3 separate regions of the Homo sapiens genome follow, and all the other regions are linked to region 2. Evidence: chromatin contacts called from ENCODE Hi-C or POLR2A ChIA-PET data. All regions are on one chromosome and are shown on one strand. The core of a region is the stretch at or near the end of the contact, and the rest is flanking DNA. Distances in the headings are between cores, read along the strand shown.

The links. Hi-C counts contacts between places; a loop is a spot of excess contacts on that map. ChIA-PET counts read pairs that join two places held with the same protein, here RNA polymerase II (POLR2A). Pooled maps may share reads with other maps.
Region 1: a loop to region 2 is called in a map of CD8-positive, alpha-beta T cell, with 28 times the contacts of the local background. The contact joins the promoter of DAAM1 here to the promoter of NAA30 in region 2. A Hi-C loop is called at or near these places in 6 of 168 maps with a recorded cell type or tissue (B cell, CD4-positive, alpha-beta memory T cell, CD8-positive, alpha-beta T cell and 2 more) and 11 of 50 pooled maps. POLR2A ChIA-PET finds 5 or more read pairs at or near these places in 1 of 52 experiments (CD4-positive, alpha-beta T cell).
Region 3: a loop to region 2 is called in a map of naive thymus-derived CD4-positive, alpha-beta T cell, with 9 times the contacts of the local background. The contact joins the promoter of DACT1 here to the promoter of NAA30 in region 2. A Hi-C loop is called at or near these places in 1 of 168 maps with a recorded cell type or tissue (naive thymus-derived CD4-positive, alpha-beta T cell), 2 of 37 single-sample maps with no recorded cell type and 7 of 50 pooled maps.

Annotation. Positions count from the first base shown.
Region 1 is chr14:59,186,333-59,190,021 of GRCh38, forward strand. It overlaps DAAM1 (dishevelled associated activator of morphogenesis 1), which reads left to right and starts at 2,335. Exons shown (of 25, transcript NM_001270520.2): 1 at 2,335-2,436. RefSeq lists enhancers at 1,838-2,077, 2,858-3,617, 3,328-3,487 and silencers at 2,548-2,687, 2,748-2,967.
Region 2 is chr14:57,389,075-57,393,274 of GRCh38, forward strand. NAA30 (N-alpha-acetyltransferase 30, NatC catalytic subunit) reads left to right here and starts at 1,512. Exons shown (of 5, transcript NM_001011713.3): 1 at 1,512-1,631; 2 at 1,883-2,654. The coding sequence starts at 1,884. RefSeq lists an enhancer at 1,496-2,491 and silencers at 1,620-1,759, 1,890-2,039.
Region 3 is chr14:58,635,692-58,639,832 of GRCh38, forward strand. It overlaps DACT1 (dishevelled binding antagonist of beta catenin 1), which reads left to right and starts at 2,271. Exons shown (of 4, transcript NM_001079520.2): 1 at 2,271-2,856. The coding sequence starts at 2,512. RefSeq lists a silencer at 2,062-2,771.

The DNA.
Region 1 (3,689 bases), core at 1,085-3,584, 1.8 Mb after region 2:
GTGAGTTTCCTTCTGTCTCCAAAGAAGTGGTTAAGCCTCCTCTGCTGCTAGTTCTACAGACTGTATTTCTCATGTTAAAGAGCCATCTTTGTTTCCCTTGGTTACCAATGAAACTGTGCAGGGATCAGTTCAAATCCATCACCACTTGCAGATAATTTTTCCAAACACAATGCCCTCTTTCTACATCTATTATCTATATTTATAGCTATTAGATAGGAAGAGCAGTTCACATGTGCATTTCTCCACATTTATGTGCTTACAGTCTATTGTGTATGCTGTCCTTTATATGGAGATGACTATGTCACATGGCACATCCCTATAATATTGTTAAAGAGAATGGAATTTTTGTTTTCAGACAGACTGCATCTTCTCCTTCATTACTGAAGAGCCAAGAGAACTTGTTGTAAGGTGATTTCTCCATTAAAATTACTCCTCAGAGTGTGCCTCAGTAACATACTTTTATCTACAAGGATAAGCCCTGTCTTAACAGAAAGGCTCCACATTCAATTTATTGACTCAATAAATTTCAGGCTCACTGATTATGTTTCAGTCTAAAAGCTTTACACAGTTATAAAATTAGAAGAGCCTTTAGAATCATCCCAGGTCAAGTTTCTCTCTGAATATTTTTCCACCATGAACTGCGTTACATTAAGTCTACCCATTAGTTAGAATATCAGTGATTATATCCTTGATCTGATGGCCAGGGGAAAATTTATATTGTCAGAGTTCATTTTAGATAATATTTGAAATGGAAGAAGTAGCTGAGGACAGAAGAGCAACATTCAAAGCTATCTTCTTTCGGGGGAGAAAAGTGGGTCTTGTCTATAAAGAACAGGCTTGTTAAAAGAACATCAGAATTCATCGCTAAACATCTCTCTGAGCAAAACAAAGCATTTCCTCTCCCCTGAGATCCTCAACTAATTTCATAAATATTTTTTCACTTGAACCCAACTTAGTGTTGCAGAATGAAAGGAGAAAATAAATGATAAGAGTTCCACCAACACTTCAGTAGGGAGTTGTCTGAAATCTTAATTGTGAACCTTTTTTTCACAAGATGCACAGTCTTCTAGAGATTTTGCTAGTGGAACGGGTGTGTGAGCTGATCATTATATGGAATTGAGACACATCAAATGCCATTAAAATTTACATTTACAACTCGAGTAACTAAATGCATTGATTCTTTTCATATTAAAAGACACTTGGTATTCACTGAATAATGAAAAATGCCACGGAAAAAATTATGTATTAACAATACAACCTGCCTAAAGGGTCAGAATTCTGCTACACACCTTTTGCTTACCTTTAAATAAATATTTAGGTGTGTTAAGAGCAGGGCAATTCTTGAACGGCACGATGTTGTTTGGTTTAATGTCTTTATAAAAATATTTGAAAAGGTATGGAAAATGAGGTGAGAGTGTTGTGGATTTAAAAACATGTGTATACATAGATACACAATTATTAAAACTTTAGACAAGGACGTTTTCTTCCTGGGAGTGGAGAGCCACCAGCGCGGGAAGTCTGCTGCAGGGATGAACAAAAGCATGGCTGCACGATAGTATTATCTTTGCAGCAGCAGCAGGCGCCCTGACGGAGGGTTGCGGCGACTGTCTAGTCTATCACACCGCACTTCTGGTAGTGACAACCTCCGTTATTCTGTCAGCTCAGCCGACTAAGTGGTTCCCCGCGTTCTGCCTGGTCACCTTGTCTCCGTTAAACGGGAAGCAGAAAAGAGAAAGGTGAATTGAGGGGGTACAAGGAGATTCCTCCGCCTTGGGACCGGCGTCGCCCCATCCTCTGGAAGTGTTGAGCGGGGAGAATTCGAGGACCGTATTTAACCCAGAAAACAGTAAGCCCTCTGAATTAGCTGCTACGCCTGGGGAAGGCAGAAAAGTCTTAATCGTCCCTTCCCAGCAGGGACCAAGAAAGACCAGTTAGAGCGAGCCTGGCCGGACCACGCGAGCCCCGGACCTCTCCGATCCTTCAGAGCCCGCGCCGGGCAAAGTAGAGGTCAAGTCAACACACACGACCGCAGGGCAGCCCTCCCACTCTCCCGTGCGGTCCGCAGCTCGGCTTCGGAACGACCACCGCTAACACTGCAAGGCTGTAAGGCTGGGAGGGGGCGGGTCCTGAAGGGGGCGGGAATAAGAGGCGGGGCAGAAGGGCGGAGGAGTGTGTCGGGAGATGTAGTTCCGCGAGTCCCGACAGCAAAGCTGTCCCGGCTCCGCTAATAGATTGGGACCACTACTCCCAGGAGTCTGCGCGCCCGACCGGAGCGTCCATGCGCAGTGGGAGCCACTTTGTATCCTATCAGGCGAGGAGAGGGTGATGTCACCTGCGAGTTAGTAACCTACGAGCGGCTGTGAAGGAAACTGTTTAACCGGATCCCATTGTACCCAGAGTGCAGAGCCGCCTTTCCAGCATGCAGGGGCTGCTCAGGTAAGGGGGACGCTCCTCCTTGCCCGCCGCACTCATTCATTAAGTGGCACTGCTCAGTGGTGCGGGGGTGGGCGTGCTTCCGTGGGCTGGGCGCTGGGTTCGCGGCGCGCCCTCCTGCTGCCTCCCCGGAGCTCCCGGGCCAGTAGGTAAATATTAAACCCGTCCTTCAGGTTGGGTCTGGGTGGGAACGGGACCGAGACAGCTCTCGGCTGCCTAGCTGGGGGTGGGAAAATGGCTGCAGCGCAACGCAAACCGAGGCAGCAGGGAGGAAGACGCCCCCAAGGACTGGGGTCCCTCCCTTTCTTTCTAAGGCGCCCGGCTGGCCGAGGAGCTGGCGGGGTAACACTCGCCGCCTTGCTGAAGGCTCCCCGGGGCTGGGGCCGCGGGTACTGCAGCGGCGTCCGCGAGCTCCCGGCCCGGCGGCTCCGAGAGGGAGAACCCCGAGGCAGGCTTGGTGGACACGGCGGTGGCGACAGGGAAGGAGGGACTCGTGTACCCGTTCGCGTCCGAGCAGAGCCCCCAGTGCCCCTGGCACCCTCACTTCCAGCCCCATTCGAAAGGGACGGAGCGCCTGTAATTCAGACTAAGTTGGACCTAAATGTTTCAAAACAGAGAGAAGGGAAATCGGGCGTTGCGGAGGGAGAGCAGGGTGTTGGCGGCCGGGGAGGCTGCGCCGCCTGCGGACCCGGTTGTGAGGCACCGCAGAGGGCTTTTGCCGCCCGTCCCTCTCGGGAGGGCGCATCTCAGTCTCCACGGTCCCTTGGTGTAGAGCACCTGGGCTGGGGCGAAGCGCCTGCCCTGAAGCCCTGGGCCAGGAGGTGGTAGCGCGGGGGTGGAGGTGTCGGATAATCTAATGATTAGGCTCGCTGTGGGGCAGGAGGGCTGGATAATCGGGTTTACCCAGCTGGTTCTGAAAGCCAACTGCTTGTGATCGGCTTGCCCTCTGAGTGGAGACGTGCAGGAGGCCCAGAGCTCTCAGTCCTCTGGATGTTCTTTGCCTTTCCTAGTACCTTCATTTGTTCGTTTACTCATTCATCAAACCCTGCTAAGGTCTCAAGTTGTTCACGGCCTGGCTTTGCGGAGCTACCTCTCGCCCCATAACATATTTAGTGATGCCTGAACTCCATTCCCCTCTCCTTCATCTCCACTTTCTGGAGAGCATCAAGAGCAAATGCCACCGTGACCGTTTTGCTGGTAGTTTCTTGAGATTCGAGCAGGACCCAGTGAATCGAAGCGGAGTTGCCTGCAAGATG
Region 2 (4,200 bases), core at 262-2,761:
CTCGAACTCCTGGCCTCAAGAGATCCTCCCGCCTGGGCCTCCCAAAATGCCAGGATTACAGGCGTGAGGCACCGCACCTGGCTAGAGACTACATGACTTCTAAGGCTAGGTTATAATGGGTAATATGCTTCTGATTGACTTTCTCGCACGATACTTGCCGTGGAACCCAGCCACCAGGCTGTGACAAAGCCCAAACCAATCAATGCTAAAAGACCACCGGGAGAGGTCTACATGGACTAGAACTGAGGCCTCCAGCCTTTATCCTGCATCAACCATCAGCGGTGAAAGTGAAGTTTTCAAATAATTCTACTCCTCAGCCTTAGAGTCTTCCAACTGAAGCTCTACGCATAATGGAGTAGAGAAAAGCCATCCCAGTTGTGCTCTGTCTGGATTTCAGAGGCACAGAATCTGCGAGCATAATAAATACTTTATACATAGAGTTTAGATTACGGCAAAAAGTTGCAAACGTGTTCCGTCATAGAATTATATATTGAAAACGTCCATCTGCGGCACACCAGACCAGCTCTATAAATCAGGTTTTTAACAAAACCGAATTTGTTCAGTGAGCGGGTGAGTTACACTACCTGTCTCAGCTCAGACCTGCCGGGAGTCAATTGTGGACTAGAGCAGAAGGCGCCCAGCCACAAGCTCAAGTTCTATCCCCTTTGCACTCGATAGGCAGATCCCCTGGGAGGATCAGGCCACCTGTTTACCAGTGCTTCCTAACCTATTTGTGTCACAAGTTTAGGAGTGTGCTTCTTAGCCCTGGTCACTCTCTTTCACCACCTCTCTCTAACCCTTCCCCAGGTGTGCTAGCAATTGCCCAACACCTGTCAGTCACTTTTGCCTCCAATTTTACTGGGTGCGAGGAGCAGAGTAAGGAGGGAGAGGAAGAGGGCTGACTCCCTTGCCTCAAAGTGGCAAGGGCCAGCTGAACTTAATTCACACTGCAAACCACCACGTTTCGACAGCCATCCCCATATTTTCACAGCTCAAATCTTCCTTTCTTTTTCGGTCGGCTTCTCTGATTTGCTCCATTTTTAATCGCTCCTCCCCCATCCTCCTTGCCCCTGGTCAGGGCAAACATTAAACGCTGTGCAGCTTTAAAAGGGCATTTTTAGGTGACTTGTAAACGGCTTGTTCCACAGGCCCCGAATTGGCGAGATTCGCTACAGCTCGGAGTGCGCGGTAGACTTTAAGCAGGGAGCGCCTGCCCGGTCCATCCCTCCCCGGCCCCGCGTGGCAAGCACCGCAGGTTGAGGCGCCCCCAAACCGAGGAAGAGGGTTTGGGAGCCTGTGACTCCAAAGCCCTCTGCAACTTCCCGGCCCCACAGCCCCACCCACTAGCACGCGGCCTTCCCCGCAGCCCGCAGGAGACACCTTTGTCCCCGCCCCTCCACAGGTCACCTCCCTCCACGCCCCTCTCTCTTGGCCCGGGCAGCCGGCAGGCAGGGAAGTGTCGTAAAGCCAGGCCCAGGAAACTTTACCCGGCCTAACAGCTGAGGCGCTTTACGGCGACGGCGGCTGAGTGAGAACCTTGGCGGCTGTGGAGGCTGCCGCGGCTGCGAAGGAGGCGGCGGCGGTGGCGGAGGAAGAGGAGTGGCGGCAGCGGCGGCGGGGACCCGTGCGGGGTGAGCCGTGAGGAGGGGCCGCGAGTGACAGGGCTGGCGGGTGGGCCCGGGCGGACGGGGACGGTGGCCGGCTGAGCAGCTGGGCGGCGCTGAAGAGCGGGGGGGTGGCGGGGAATTGGGGGGCAGCTCCGTGAGGGACGGTTTCTGCCTTTGTTCCCCCCACCTCGGCCGCCCCCCATCCGTCGCCCCCTGTTCTCCGCGCTCCTCGGCCGGGTTTCATGGCCTCCCCTCTCGGTCTGTGTCGCTTCTAGGATGGCGGAGGTACCGCCTGGGCCTAGCAGCCTCCTCCCACCACCAGCACCTCCGGCCCCGGCGGCGGTCGAGCCCCGCTGTCCCTTCCCGGCGGGGGCCGCCCTCGCCTGCTGCAGCGAGGACGAGGAGGACGACGAAGAGCACGAAGGCGGCGGCAGCAGGAGCCCGGCGGGCGGAGAGTCGGCGACGGTGGCGGCCAAGGGGCATCCGTGCCTCCGCTGCCCTCAGCCGCCGCAGGAGCAGCAGCAGCTCAACGGATTGATTAGCCCCGAACTGCGGCACCTCCGGGCGGCCGCCTCCCTCAAGAGCAAGGTCCTGAGCGTAGCAGAGGTGGCCGCGACCACAGCCACCCCTGACGGAGGCCCCAGAGCGACTGCAACAAAAGGAGCCGGGGTACACTCGGGCGAGAGGCCCCCTCACTCCCTCTCTAGTAATGCAAGAACTGCGGTCCCCAGCCCGGTGGAGGCAGCGGCGGCGAGCGATCCCGCGGCGGCCCGCAATGGACTGGCCGAGGGCACCGAGCAGGAGGAGGAGGAGGAAGACGAGCAGGTGCGGCTGCTGTCTTCGTCCCTGACCGCCGACTGCAGCTTAAGAAGCCCTTCGGGCAGGGAGGTTGAGCCTGGGGAGGATCGGACGATACGATATGTCCGATATGAATCCGAGCTACAAATGCCCGATATCATGAGACTGATCACCAAAGATCTGTCCGAACCCTACTCCATTTATACCTATAGATATTTTATCCACAACTGGCCACAGCTGTGCTTCTTGGTAAGTGGATAGAATAAAAAGAGGGTGAACCCAGCAGTGATCGAGACTGTGCGGGGCAGGGAGTGAGGGCCCAGAATGTGGCAGTGGATATCTCCTGCTGCGTATCATAGTACGTTATATGATGTCAAGTGCTGTACACATTCCTAGTTATTTAATGAAATTGTTTTGAAGGTAAGACTTCATGATTCGGGTTAACGTGATACTAGTGTAACTGCAGCAAGCCTGTATGGTGGCGTGTTTCACTGGGGTGGGGGTCTTGTGTCTTGTTTACATTAGATTATAATCGTGTTTAACCGTCTTTAATTACCCGCCCGCATCCTCAAACACTTTACAGTCATTTAATTTGAACATGGTTCTGTTCAGATACAGGCCTTATTAGTCTCTCGATTACAACCATAATCAGGGAAGAGTGTATGCATAAACATGTTGTGGTGAACATGGATGTCAGCAAACTTGGTGTGGTCATATTGGAGAATTAAATCTTACAAGCATTTTCGGTAATTATGGAGATGTTTCTCTTTACTTCAACTGGACAATTAACAGTTGTAGCCAGCCTGCTTTCTGGTACTCCATTCCAGAAAGCGCTACTAACACTTCTGGTGGCTGAAAGACTCCTGAAACTTGAACAAAATACCCTTTTGTGGAATGTAGAAAACTTGTGTGAAATTGTTACCGATCTGATTTTTTTTTTTTTAATTTAAGAAACTGGTTGTAGATGTGGCCAAACACTAGTAACACTGGCTTGTGTAGAGTATAATTGACAATAATATTACACGTAAGTGAAAGACTTTTGGACGGTTTTTAAAAATTAACATAGTATTGGCAGTACCAGTAATTTCTTCACAATAATATTGACCCATTTCAGTCTGTATGAACCCTTTAACTTAAACGTTGACTGCAGGTGTATGCTTTGTATCATGTGCTCACAAGCATATTGTTTCTGTTGAATTTTACTACAGAAAGATGACATCCTTTTAAGGAATATTTTTTAATATGTGAAGGGAAAAGCCACCATTACTTAATGTTTTAGCATTGGCTTAGTTTCACTTGGTAATTCCCTGCAAGATATTTTGACAATACTTATCTTTTTGATTCTCTAGCTTGGTGATAATTTGAAAATGTAACCTGGGTATTGTAGATAATGGTAGTTCTATTTTCTGTCTTAACTTGCTTAAACTTCAATTCAGTACATTTGTTAAAACTGTGGGTACTACTTTATATTCTTGAAAACTGCTCTTTCAGTATTCTAAGCATTGTATCAGAATAGTTCTAAGACATGTCTGTGTCAATGAATATGAGAAAATGATTTATAGCACTATTATAAATGTCATATCAAATGCCACTGTAATTGCTAAAAATTGTAGATTTAGTTGTAAGTTAACCCACAGAAGTAGATGATTGAGTCACATTTCAAGTTGAAATAGATGTTTTTCTGTCAATTCCAGGAAATAGTTGTGTATATGATATTTAGTCAACTTTGAGTCCTGATAGTTACCTAAGCCTCTCTCAACTTGTTTGCTATTTTAGACTCTGGTCAACAATATTA
Region 3 (4,141 bases), core at 1,021-3,520, 1.2 Mb after region 2:
GGTTGGGAGGGTGGGGAGGTTTGGAGACATAGCGAGCTTGTCTGCCTGACTTAAGATTTATTAGTAGTGTGTAAAAATGTGTTTCAGCTTTTTTTCCCCCTCAACTATACAAATATAGTTGTCGATGTGTGACATAACACAGGCCACAATAATAGACTCCACCCAGTCAGAGGAATCTAATTCAGAGCTGGAAAGCAAGAAGCTTGTTTAGAAATGAGCAGAATGAAACAATGACAGAGGACATGGGTGAGTGGCATTTGGCAAGCAGGATAAGTCACTATCCTTTCGTGCCTTACTAAAATTAGGGAGGAAAATTAGTTCCTATATTATAAAGTAGTGTTTGGCAACAGCAGGCATAAAGAATAGATAACCTGAAGAGAATCGATTTTGTATGCTTATGAACACCTGACCATAATTCCATTTTTAGAGCTAATATACAACCTTGTTAATTATGAATCAAGTTTGTAGTTCTTTCATGTCTGTGGGAGGCAGCAATGGGGAGGAAAGTGAAAGGTGGCAAGGGAGTTCTTTTGTTTTTGTTTTTTGGTAAATGTCAACTTAATTCTATTTGTAGTAGAGATTAAATGGGTACTATTAAGTTTAAAAGTATGCTAATGAAAAAACAATTTACAACCAATCTACATTCTCGAGTCTCTCTCTAGCAATTGTCAGGTGAATGCTTGCAAGGTAATGTGCTGAATACAGCGATACTAAGAGGGTATTAAAACAGTCCCTGCCTTCAGGAAGCTTTCATAATGTAGATGGAGAGAAGAGATACACATAAACACCTACGTAGATAGATATGCGTGTGCACACCCAGATAAATAACCATACAGGTAGCATGGGATCAGAATCAGATATTTATATAGTTAACTGGAGCTCAAAGGTTGGAAGGGTGGTTAGACCACACAGAGAGGGGAGGAAAGAAGAGGAATTCCTAGCACGGGTAAGCAGATGGGCAAAAGTGCAAGTGTCTGAAATAATGATATAGGATGCACTCTTTCACACAACACTTTGCCTGAACTTCAGCAATTGTGACTTGCTGGATTGAATTTCCGAGGTTCTTGGATGTACTGCTTTTAAAGATATATGTGGTACTTTTCCACAGATAAGCCAGCTAGTGGAATTTTCAGACCCCTATCCCACCGGAAATTTCAGTGGGATAGGGGTCTGGAGTAGTGTGTTCCAAGCAGAGATGACCAATACATGATACTTCAAGAGGGAAGACTTATAAATCCCTCTGGAGAAAAGCTACAACTCATATCACCTTTACTATCTATGTGCTAGCCACGTTGTAAGTGCACAGCCCCCACAATATATAGCATATGCTGCATACTATTATAATTCTTCAACAGCAGGTTCCCATAGCAGCTGCTCCCTTTTACAGTGGGGGGAACGTACACAGAGAAGGGAGTAAGTTGCCCGCACAGCTATTTAGGGGTGAAACTGGGATACAAATCCAGACAGTCTGATTTCTGAGTCAGAGCTCTTATTGTAAACGCAGACTAAGTAATAATAAAAGCTCAAACAAAAACCAAAGCGCGCACGCGCGCGCACTCAAATCGTAGGCTTGTAAAAGAATTGATGCAACCTCTCGCTATACAACGACATCCTCCTGCCTAATTTTAAATGCCGTCCATCGTAAGACCGACGTTAAAAAATTAAAACGACAACAAAACTTAAGTTTTAGAACACTGCATTGTGCTCTGTATTGCTTGCCTTTACAAAGTGGAGTTAAGGAACCAACCCCACAGTGTCTGTGAATACACTTGCAATACCTTGCTTGGGAAGTGAAAGAAACCTAACTCGGTGTGAGTGGAAATGAGGAGTGGCCGTGTGGGGAAAGGGTTAAGACTGTGCTGCAACTTGGTCGAGTTTCAGAAAGTTCTCCGGAGAGCCCAACTGCCGCGTCCCGTCGCGGCCCCTGCCTGCGCGGCCGACTGTAACAGGATGCTGGGGCTCCAGGCGCTCGCCCCGAGCTTTGGGCGACGAGAAAGAGCCAATGAGGAGCGAGGGCAAAATCGGGTGCAGTAAACCCGAAAAGGGGGCGAGGAGGCCCGCGAAGAGAGCGGGGGAGGAGGCGGGGAGGGGCGAGGAGGGGCGGGGAGGGCCGAGCGAGGAGGAGGCGGCTCTGGGGGCCGGGCGGCGCGCCTGACAGAGGAGGGGAAGCCTGGGGGCGCAAGCGTCGCAGCCGAGGGGCCGGCGCGGGGAGGCGGGCGCCAGGCGGGGGTTTGCAGGGCCGCCGCGCGTGACGTAGCGCCGGGCAGGGCGTTATCAGCTGCCGGGCCGCGGCGAGGGACGCGCGGCGACAGCGGACGGCGCTGCCCGGGCCGGGACAGCAGCAGCCGGCGGTCGCGCGCAGGACTCGAGGGCTTCTAGCCACCGTCCCCGCCAGCGCCGCGCCCCGCCACAGGGCGGCATGAGCCCACCCGCGGCCGCAGCCCTAGCGCCCTGCTCCTCCGCCTGGGCGGCCCGGCTGCGGTGACGGCTCTCGCTGCCCGACTGGGGGCCATGAAGCCGAGTCCGGCCGGGACGGCGAAGGAGCTGGAGCCTCCGGCGCCGGCCCGAGGCGAGCAGCGCACGGCGGAGCCCGAGGGGCGCTGGCGGGAGAAGGGCGAGGCAGACACCGAGCGGCAGCGCACCCGGGAGCGGCAGGAGGCCACGCTGGCCGGGCTGGCGGAGCTGGAGTACCTGCGCCAGCGCCAAGAGCTGCTGGTCAGGGGCGCCCTGCGCGGCGCCGGGGGTGCGGGAGCCGCTGCGCCCCGCGCTGGGGAGCTACTGGGGGAGGCGGCGCAGCGCAGTCGCCTGGAGGAGAAGTTCTTGGAGGAGAACATCTTGCTGCTAAGAAAGCAATTGGTAGGTCGTGCCCGAAGGTGGAGCACGGCTGTTCCTGCCCAGGGGCTGGAGGTCGGGCAGGTGGCCTGGGGCGGGCGCGAGGTTGACTCTGGCTGGGGAGATGCTCGCTGTTATGGGACGCCCCCGACCGCCCCATACCTCCCTGATCCCCTTCCTGAGTGCCCGCGGCGTGTGGGCTGCCGACGCCCACGCGTTTCTGGCGTGTGCCCGCTTTGTGTCTGGCGACCTCGCGCGGATTGCGGGAAGGGGGTGGCCGCTCTTCCCTCCTCCTCTGCCTTCGGGATTCTTGGAGTCGCCTAGTTCTAACGTTCGGTCTCCTTAGTTAGATGAGTATATGCCCTCTCCCCAGCGGTTTGCAAACTCCCACTTAAAATACCATTTTATTTGGAGGTTTTCTTGACTTTATCTCCTCCCGCCGAGAGGGGCCAAAAGCCAAGGAGGGGGTTTGTGGCGTGCTTAACTGTCCAGGGCCGAGTTTTACGATTACACTGGAGCGCCTGTAGGGAGCCGTGCCTCTCCGAGAGCTCTCCCCAGCATGCCAGCTTTCACCCAGGCTGGTGCTTAATTTCAAATAGAAGCCCTTTGTATAAGGCAGCTCAAACTAGATGGAAATGATGGAAATTTGGCTGGAGACTGTGTCCCCTCCTCTCATATTTTATACGTTCTGCCAGCTGTGATTGGTGGTGGAGGTGGGAGAAAAGAGAACCTGCTCTCGGTAAGCATTTATCTTACTGGGTTTCTGTCAGTGTCTCAGTCTTTCTATGCAGTCTTCATTAATGGGGAAGAAAAAGAACTTTGTAGCTTAATGTATTGATGAACAGCTTTTGACCCCGCCTCAGAATAATGGCGACAGCTTTGTTTTCAGTGACCTTAAAATGTAGTTTTGGAAACAGCAAACGTCCTCACCTGACCAAGTGATACTATCTAAACTAGACACATGCCAGGTAGTGGCCCTCCCACAATAAAGTGGTGATGCTGTGCAGTTGTCATGTGTTTTCTTCTATTATCTCTTTTCAGATCATTTCTTTTCTCTGTGTGTGTGTGTGTGTTTTTAAGCACCAAAGTGCTTTTACTTGATAGGTTCATTTTTCCTGAAGAAATTAATTGTAGCAAACAAACATACAATTTATGTCTCCAAGCTTTTTAAGTCAAAAGACAAGAGGCGTAGATATTCATATGCATGTGTTTTGTAAGGATGTACACTGTGGTTTGTGTAATATCTCTGTTTTGGCATTTTACTGTGCTGCTTCGGTCACAGACCAGATTCCTATGTAACATTCATTTG